3 separate regions of the Homo sapiens genome follow, and all the other regions are linked to region 1. The links are chromatin contacts, found by Hi-C or POLR2A ChIA-PET in ENCODE. All regions are on one chromosome and are shown on one strand. Each heading gives the region's core, a stretch centred on a gene start or an enhancer-like site at or near the end of the contact. The rest is flanking DNA. Distances are from core to core; before and after follow the strand shown.

Region 1 (2,956 bases), core at 271-2,770:
ACAGAAAGAGTATAACTGGATTGTTTGTAACACAAAGGATAAATGTTTGAGGGGATAGATGCCCCATTCCCAATGTGATTAACATTGTATGTCTGAATCAAAACATCTCATGTGCCCCATAAATATATACACCTACTGTGTACTCACAAAAAAAGAATTTTTTAAAAAATCAGAAGTGGGGATTCCGCAGTCCCACATGCTAAATGCTAAGGGGCATAGGCAGCATGACATGTTTGATACATACATACTATTTGATACATATATATATTTGATACATACTCATATATATCATATGTCTAATTTTCTTTAAGTACCCAAAGTGAGTAGATAGACCGTTTTGAAAGTGGCTCCCAGAGGCCGGGCGCGGTGGCTCACGCCTGTAATCCCAGCACTTTGGGAGGCCGAGTCGGGCGGATCACGAGGCGAGGTCAGGAGATGGAGACCATCCTGGCTAACACGGTGAAACCCCGTCTCTACTAAAACAAAAAATCAGCCGGGCGTGGTGGCGGGTGCCTGTAGTCCCAGCTACTCGGGAGGCTGAGGCAGGAGAATGGCGTGAATCCGGGAGGCGGAGCTGACAGCCGAGATCGCGCCACTGCACTCCAGCCTGGGTGACACAGCTAGAGTCCGTCTCAAAAAAAAAAAAAAAGAATAAAAAAGAAAGTGGCTCCCAGAAACCATGATGGCGCCAACAACCTTTCAGGAGGCAGTTAGCAGTTGGTGCTACCAAAGGTGGGGACAGCGGCCATGCACTCCATGATCCCCCGTCCCACTAGTTCTCACCCCGACTTTGGGAACGTGTGGGGCCAGGGACGCTAAACGTCCTACAGTTCAGTTCCCCACAAAGAACTGTCCTAAGCAAGCTGAGAAAAGTCAACGGGTAAAATTGTCACAAACACTATTAGGGTTATTTAAAAGCGACAGCTTAATAATTCTTCCCAGATCTCTCCTATCACCAATACTGGTCCACCACTGGCGGAATTTAAATCCTGCCCCGCCCAACTGTAAACGTCCATGCGCCCACTACCACAAGGGTAACGCCTTAAGCGAGAAATACGATGCCTTTCAGGATGCCAGCGGGGACTTCGGAGCCATAGGTAACCGCACTCCCCGACCTCTCCCTAAAGAACCTCCGGGATGTGGGCCCCCGCTGTGTCAGTGCTCGTTTTGCGCTAGGTCTGTTTGGGAGAGACGGGAGTGAAATGTAGGAGGCTGGGCGTGCTCACATCGCCTGGACTTGTCCAAGAGAGGCGGGCGACGGACCCACCGAGGCCTCAGATTCGGCAGCTGGCCGTCTGGTCGCCGCACTCCCCGGTGTGGGCCGGGGCCGCCCCACAGGCCCCCCACCCCCGACTCTGAGGACCCTCCGCCTGCCCCGACGACCTCTCCCACTGCGAGAGACTCCCTGAGACATAATGGTCTCCGAGGCCGCAGGGTGCGCCTTTTCTCCAGATTCTCCCCACCTGCTTTCCGGCCGCGCTCTTAAGAGCTTCCTCGTTGCCCCCTTGCCGGCGGCTCCTGAGGAGACTTGGCGCTTGCGAGCGTTTTTATAGCCCCGCAGGCATCGGGGCGTGCATCACGAAGCTCCGCATCACAAAGCTCCGCACCACTCAAGGAGGCGGGGCCACAGCGGCCGCAGCCAATGGGGAGCCGAAAGCGACAAAGGCCATGATTTGGCCGGCGAGGGAGACTTATTTCCCCTTTTCTGGCTAAATCTGAACGGATTTAGGTGATTTCCCAACAAATAGCCAGGAGTAGCTCAAAGCGACTGCCTCTCCGTCTTTGGTCGTTGAGCTTAAAATTAGAGCTCGTTTGGAAAGAAAGTAAGAGATTTATGGCAGTGCTGTCTTGTCACTGCCTCGCCATTCCACACATTGCTCCTGGCCCCATAAACTATAGCTCTCTTCGGTCACCTTTAGGAATAATAATTTCTGCCACGTTGTAGACACACAGTGAATAATTGTATGCAACAGAGCACTTTTTCTTTTGTGAAACTCGCCTGTGGAATGGGAGTTCAGCATGAATCCAGAAACTTCCTGTTTCTCCACAGTTGAGATCAGACACCAACTATCCCCACAAAGCACACCGTCAGCAACAAGTCAAGGTGTTACTGTGTGTAACTTCAGCTCAATTTTACCAAACTAAAGGAATACTGCTTCATTTAAAAACGCCCACTCTGCCGGGCACGGTGGCTCACGCCTGTAATCCCAGCACTTTCGGAGGCCGAGGCGGGTGGATCACGAGGTCAGGAGTTCAAGACCAGCCTGGCCAAGATGGTGAAACCCTGTCTCTACTAAAAATACAAAATATTAGCCGGTCGTGGTGGTGGGTGCCTGTAATCCCAGCTACTCTGGAGGTTGAGGCAGAGAATTGCTTGAACCTGGGAGGCGGAGGTTGCAGTGAGCCCAGATCACACCACTGCACTCCAGCCTGGGCTACTGAGCGAGACTCCGTCTCAAAAAAACAAAAAACAAAACAAAAAAAACAAAAAAACGCCCACTCTCTGCTCTTTCACTCATTTAGGCTCAGGTATTTGGGCTGGGCTCTAAATAACACCATAATCATGATTATCAGAGTACAAGCAGCCTTAATTTTGATCCATCTTCAAATGTTTAAAAAGCAACTACTTTAAACCAAAGAGCATCGCCAGGGCAGATATCTGACCAAAAACAAAACAAAACAAAACAAAAACCAAACCAAAATAAAACAAAACCCTATTTTTTAATTCAGAAAAAATTAGGGCTTCCAGAGCACTTTGCAATAAAAGCAATGTTAAGGCCTCAGTCAGCATTATCTGGTGCCATTCATTAATCCACTTAATAATTATTTTACTGAGTGCCAGGAAAGCTCCCTCTTCTCGGGAAGTTTACATACTTAAAAAGGGAGAATTAGCGAGACTCCGTCTCACAAAACAAAACAAAAAAAAGGGAGAAATGCTTTTAGACTGAGTATGTTG
Region 2 (2,956 bases), core at 290-2,789, 280 kb after region 1:
CTAACTATTTCTGTAAAATGAGATCGTGACTATAAAATGCTACATACACTATCAACATCTCTTACGGGTCAGTCCCATTTCCCACATACTTTTCTATGTTGACTCAACATGAAGCACTTTCCTGCTGACCGGCAGCTGTTGTCTGGCATTGCACGATCTCTCTTACCTTGCAGAGGCAAGCCCCGGTCCCTGGGTCACACACTCCTGGCTCAGTCCCATCTCTGTTGCAATTGCAGGGAACACACTCAGGAAAGCGGTAAAACCCGGAAGCACATCGGTCACACTGCCGCCCTGTGATTCTGGGCTTGCATCTGTACACAAAGTAAAGGAAGCAAAAATCATCATCTTTGTACACACAATTTTAAAGTGCTCACTTACACTATAGTGGACTAATTGGTGTGCAAAGCCAGTTAAATAGATACAATGCCTGCTTATAGTCCAAGGCAGAATGGAGAGAGGCAGATAAAAGGCACTTACAGAATGTAGGTCATTGACCAATGGCCATTGTGGATGGTCATGGATGACCGTCGTAGATGGGTCAGGCTTAGCACTAGGTGTTGAGGGCGCAAGAAGGGACATGGCCCCCGAGCCTGGAGGGCTCCCGCAGATGGCCCATAAGTGGAAATGATGACAACCTACACAGAATCTAACTGAGGTTCAGAGGAGTAGCAGGTGACAAGTTTCCCTGGGGGAAATGACTCCTGACCTGAGCTTTAAAGGGCAGAGTCATAGGGTAGAAGTTGGGATGCGCATTCCAGACAGAAGGAACAGAGCGGGAGATCACTCAGTGTGTACAGGGAACAACACAAGCATGGTGCTGCTGGGGCAGATGTCCAGGCAGGGAATGCTGCCCCATGGCCTGAGGAGGTAGGTGGTGTCAGATCATCAGGACAGAGGGGCTGGACACGGCAGCACAGCGCAGTAGCTGAGACCTGTGCATGCAAGGCTGCAGTTCTAATCCAGCTCTGACCATATGAGACACACCATCTTAGCAAGTTCTTTAACTTCCCAAAGCCTGCTTTTCATACCTATGAGGGACAGAACACGGTAGCTGCTGCCTCCTGGGATTGCTGGGAACCCATGAGGCAGTGCATGCAAAATTTCATCCCAGTGCCTGGCACTTGGCAAGTTACAAACAAGGCAACATGAACAGCTGTTAAGGAGGAGAGGGTGTGGTTGGACTTGTGTGAAGGATGGAGCCCAGAGGGTGAATTCCAGCAGCAGCAGCAGCAGGATGTCAAGTCAGGAGAGAGACTGGGGGCTAACCTAGGGCAAAGGTATCCAGATGGGGAGGAGGGATGGGCTCCCAAACTATTTTGGGGTGAGGTTTCTGGGAACTGTAAGATTCTGGATGAGGAGTAGAGGAAAGAAGAGAAGACAAGGAAGACTCCCAATTTCCCTGCTTGGGTGACAGAGTGGATCTTAATGTCCCTTGTTACCTGCAAGGGCCAGAGCTCAGAGGAAAGCACAGTGGGGGGTGGGAGGGTCACTCTGAGTCATCCACCCTCAACCATCTGCAGGTCCTTTTAACTGAAGATCCGGGCAGACAAGAAAACACAAACAGCTGAGCAGAGGCAGAAAAGCAGTGGGCTATGGCTGTGCCTGGAGAACCCAGAACTCGAGGTTGGAGAGGGGAAGAGAAAGTGCCGCGAGCCCTGGGGAGCCAAGCACTGCATTCAGAGCTGGGATCTACCTACACACTGATTCTCTTCTGTGGGACTAAGGGAAGTATTAGAAATACATTTTTATTGGCATATAGGCAATAACACTTTATTGTTCAATTACTACCAAATGTAGGCCATCACCTATCTCCTAATACCTGTGAAAATATCTTACCCCAGTGACCATCCTAAAAAAGTTAAATACGACTCTTCATATCCCATTAAGTTTCTCTTTGGCAAATATCTGCTTATTTCCCTTTGGCAAATATCTGCTTATAAAGGATTTTGTATGTGATTAAGAACATAAACTTGGAACCAGGTAACCTGCTTTGAATCCCAACTCTACCACTTACTGGACCTTGGGCAAATTGGTCACTTTACAACCAAGTTTCTTCATCTGTAAAAATGGAGGTAACAATATCTACTTCACAGGATTGTCGTGAGGATTAAATATTACATGTAAAAACCTTACAGGAGTTGCTTGCACACACGTAAGTATTTGCTATTACTATTCTAGCTGTGACATGGGCTAAGGGGAGGAGACGGTGCCTTTCTGTCCACTCGGCACAACTAAAAGGACCAACTCAGCATTACTTGCAAGACCTCCTGGCAAGTTGCATCTTTCAGCCCCATCCCTCTCACCTCTCCCTACTCGATACCTGCAGAAATGATTCCATAAGGAAGTAGCCTCAAAACCACACTTAGAGTAATGTAGGTATAGAGTGTAAATGTTCTGCTTGAAGTGGATGGCTCTAGTGCAGTGGATTGTAAACTCTGGGAGAGGATCGGAGACGCTTTTGGAAAGCTGGGTAAACTATGGGCCATATTCTCAGAAAAGTGTCCACTAAACTCACAGAAAGACTCATTCTCATATACACACAATTTTGCATTCTCTTATCAGAGGGCTCCTGGCCCCAGGTTAATAACAACTGCTCTCTTCTTGTGACCCTCGGACTAAATGTAATCAGGCAGTCTGGCAAAAATGTAAAGCCTGTTCTCAGCTGATTCCTTATTTCTGGAGAGACAGCGAGTGTGGAGCACAAGGACTCTGGTGGTCTAGAGACCGGAAAGAAGAGAGAGCAGATGACCCCTCCCAAAATAAAAGCCATCAGAGAGAGAAGCCTCAGAACAGAAGAGGGCCATTGGAGATGGCCCGACGTAGGCTGGGTGAACCTTGCTTCTCTTTTCCTGGCAGTGAAGGAAAGAACACCACGCACAGAGGGACAGTGTTGCCATGAAGTGCCAACCTGGCAGACTGGCATCCCAAGGTCTGAACGTTTCTTTTAGCAAACATG
Region 3 (2,956 bases), core at 457-2,956, 260 kb before region 1:
GCTGGGTGTGGTGGCTCACACCTATAATCCCAGCACCTTGGGAGGCTGAAGTGGGTGGATCACCTGAGATCAGGAGTTTGAGATCAGACTGACAAACATAGTGAAACCCTATCTCTACTAAAAATACAAAAGTTAGCCGGGTATGGTGGCACGCACCTATAGTCCCAGCTACTTAGGAGGCTGAGGCAGGAGAATCGCTTGAACCTCGGAGGCAGAGGTTGCAGTGAGCTGAGATTGCACCACTGCACAAGAGTAAAACTCCATCTCAAAAAAAAAAAAAAAGATGGTTCAATATCCTTAGATAGTAAGCCCTGAGGTTTCTTCTTTTCCAGACAAATACAGCTGCTTTAGTTACCACACATTTTGCAGTTGAAGTATTGTGCTAGTAAAGTGCCTGCTTTGTTAATAAAAGATGATGCCAGCCTGAGATACACCAGCAGGATTGCTTGTGGTATCCAAAAACATCATTTCAAAAGATCTGCCATATGCTGTTTCACACATATCACAATGACCAAAAGGGCCTATTATAGGTTCTCAATACATGCTTCTAGACTTGATGGAAAAACTACAGTCCTTTTAAAAATGATACCTATTTATTACTTTTTCATTGCAAAAGAACATGTTCATTAAATACATTTAGAAAATTCAGGAAAGCAGAAATCAGTTTTCGTATGCTCGTAATTTCCTGTCTTTTTAGTTATGCAGAAATGCTTTTAAAAAGCAAAGCTGTGGCCTGCAGGGGTGACTCACGCCTGTAATCCCAACACTTTGGGAGGCCCAGGAGTTGGAGACCAGCCTGGGCAACATAGGGAGAGTCTGTCTCTACTAAAAATACAAAACTTGTCCGGGCGCGGCAGGGCGCGCCTGTAGTCCCAGTCCCTTGATTACCCGCCTGTAGTCCAGCTGAGGCCGGAGGATCGCTTGAACCCAGAAGACGATGCTGCAGTGAGCCGAGATCGCGCCACTACACTCCAGCTTGGGAGACAGAGTGAGACCTTGCCTCAAAAAAAGAAAAAAACAAAAACGGTGGAATTATACTAGAGTTTGAACCTTCACGTTATAGACTATTTGCTAACTCCTCTAGCTAGACGCCTTGTGCATGGAATCTGGAGGAGAGGAGGTGAGGAAATTTTGTAAATCCTTGTCTCACGCATATCTATTCTATAATGGTTACACCTGTATGGCATTTTAAGCGCTTCCTTTCACAGGTGAAAGTAAAAGGAGGTGTTTTTTTGTAAATTGTCTAATTTACATTGCCAATTAAGTTCCCACGGGTCGAGTTGCAGCCAAAGCAAAAAAGAAAAAAATCTGGGCAGCTGGATAACCTATTGCTTAATGACAGACTTCAGACTATTAACCCAGGACTTATATTTTGCCTGGGGACGCGAGTCTTCCACTGGCTCACACGGGCGGTTCCTTGTAGTCTCCGGGTAAGGCCTGCCACTTCTTCCCTCGGGGTGTGGTGGGAGGAGCGCGAAGGCTTTACGCGTCCCTAGTAGCTGGCAAAACCTGGAACCAGCGCCGGTGGCCCAGGCGGGACAGGAGCGGGCCGGGGGCGTGGGCAGGCCAGGCAGGGGCGGGGAGTGGGCGGGGAACGGGCGTGTCCCCGCTGCGGTCACGTGTCGGGAGGGATGCCAGCTCGCCAGGAGGATGCGCGTTCCAGGGGCGGGCTGCGGGGAGGGGCGGCGCCACCTCGCGCTCCGCCGTGGTCCCGGCGCCGGGTCCCGGAGACAGACGTTACGCGGGCTCGAGCGTCCTCGGGGAGTGCCAGCCAGAGTTGGTGACGACCACTTCCTCGACGTGGGGCGGGCGGACGGGAAGCCTGGGGTCGTGGCCACCGCCTCGGGAGCTCTGGGAGCCCGGGTGACCGCGTAGGTCAGTTTCTCGCGGCTGTCCACGCCTGGAGTTCGAGGCCGGTTCCCGCGCTGACGGGTTCCCGCCGGGCTGCGCTCGGGAGGTCTGTCCGCGCCTGGTTGGGGGTGGGCGCTCCCGTCCCGGGCGTCTCAGAGGATGGTCGGGTCGTGGCGCGGCGACGCAGGGCTGCAGCCGAGCTCGGCTTCCCGGCGGCCGCTGGCTGCTCCAGCGCTGCAGGAAGTTAGGCGTTAAAAGTAACAAGATGTTGGCGTTTGTTGCACTTCCCACTCGGGTGCCACGACCATGCTGGTGCCGCATGCATCCCCTACCAGATCTTCAGCTGCGTGCCTTCTCGGTACTTTCGTGTGTCCATGTGACTTTTTAATTTCCTCCTAACAAGAGGAGGATTGATGCACAATGGAAGTCACGCATTGTTCATGTGACCGTTTCCCAATGTACCGCGTGGTCGGTTCTACAAGCATGAACGAATATCCAAGGGAGATTCTGAAACTGAATGAGAGCGCAGCTGCACAATAGACTTTAACAATTCACTTATCCCGCTGCCCTAATGATTGGCAGGAGGCATTGAAAAGGGTTATTCTGATTTAGTATTAGTTTTCAGTTCAAGTTGTCGTTTTTAGGCAGACGGTATTGTGAAATGGAACTGTGGGCAGTGTGATATTCTTAGCTTAAATAAGGTTGCTTGAATGTTGCAAATGTGGCTATTAGGTGTCTGTGAATAGTTAATAATATAATTAAATCAGCTTTAAAATCGGTGATGTGTTTTCCCTGAAAACTTCAGTCTTTGCCCTGTAATAGGTGCATTCTGGATTTGGAGTTTGGAACCTCCTCACCTCTTTACTCAGCATCTGGGAAATAATTTGCAGATTCGTTTTGAGGGGTAGAAGTATTTGCAGTCTAACCCCGATACAATGAATTTTTTGCAGCAGTTTGATAGGTATAAATTCTGAACCACCCCCCTCCCTCCCCACCCCAAGCTGGAATTGTGAAGATTTCTTAATTACAGCATAGTAACAAAATCCACCTTTTAATTCCCTAATTCTAAACCACTAGGTGGGCTTTGTCTACAGTTTATAGGGGG

Evidence for each region. A loop is a pair of places that touch in the nucleus more often than their neighbours do. ChIA-PET counts read pairs that join two places held with the same protein, here RNA polymerase II (POLR2A). Pooled maps may share reads with other maps.
Region 2: POLR2A ChIA-PET joins it to region 1 with 12 read pairs in AG04449. The contact joins the enhancer-like site here to the promoter of CABYR in region 1. POLR2A ChIA-PET finds 5 or more read pairs at or near these places in 5 of 52 experiments (AG04449, AG04450, H1 and 2 more).
Region 3: a pooled map shows a loop between it and region 1 (6-fold over the local background). The contact joins the promoter of OSBPL1A here to the promoter of CABYR in region 1. A Hi-C loop is called at or near these places in 6 of 50 pooled maps. POLR2A ChIA-PET finds 5 or more read pairs at or near these places in 11 of 52 experiments (A549, A673, AG04449 and 7 more).

The regions. Positions count from the first base shown.
Region 1 is chr18:24,137,626-24,140,581 of GRCh38, reverse strand. CABYR (calcium binding tyrosine phosphorylation regulated) reads right to left here and starts at 1,520. Exons shown (of 6, transcript NM_153769.3): 1 at 1,464-1,520. RefSeq lists an enhancer at 1,876-1,935.
Region 2 is chr18:23,855,199-23,858,154 of GRCh38, reverse strand. LAMA3 (laminin subunit alpha 3) reads right to left here. Exons shown (of 75, transcript NM_198129.4): 33 at 167-311. Among named protein-coding and RNA genes, the nearest start is that of LINC02958, 130 kb to the left of the region's middle. Within about 2 kb of position 1,539, at least 2 of the 41 ENCODE cell types and tissues checked have a DNase peak (open chromatin) inside an H3K27ac peak, as active enhancers do.
Region 3 is chr18:24,396,574-24,399,529 of GRCh38, reverse strand. OSBPL1A (oxysterol binding protein like 1A) reads left to right here and starts at 1,706. Exons shown (of 28, transcript NM_080597.4): 1 at 1,706-1,875. The region is part of intron 2 of LOC124904268 (a long non-coding RNA gene); the gene reads right to left. RefSeq lists a silencer at 1,643-1,772.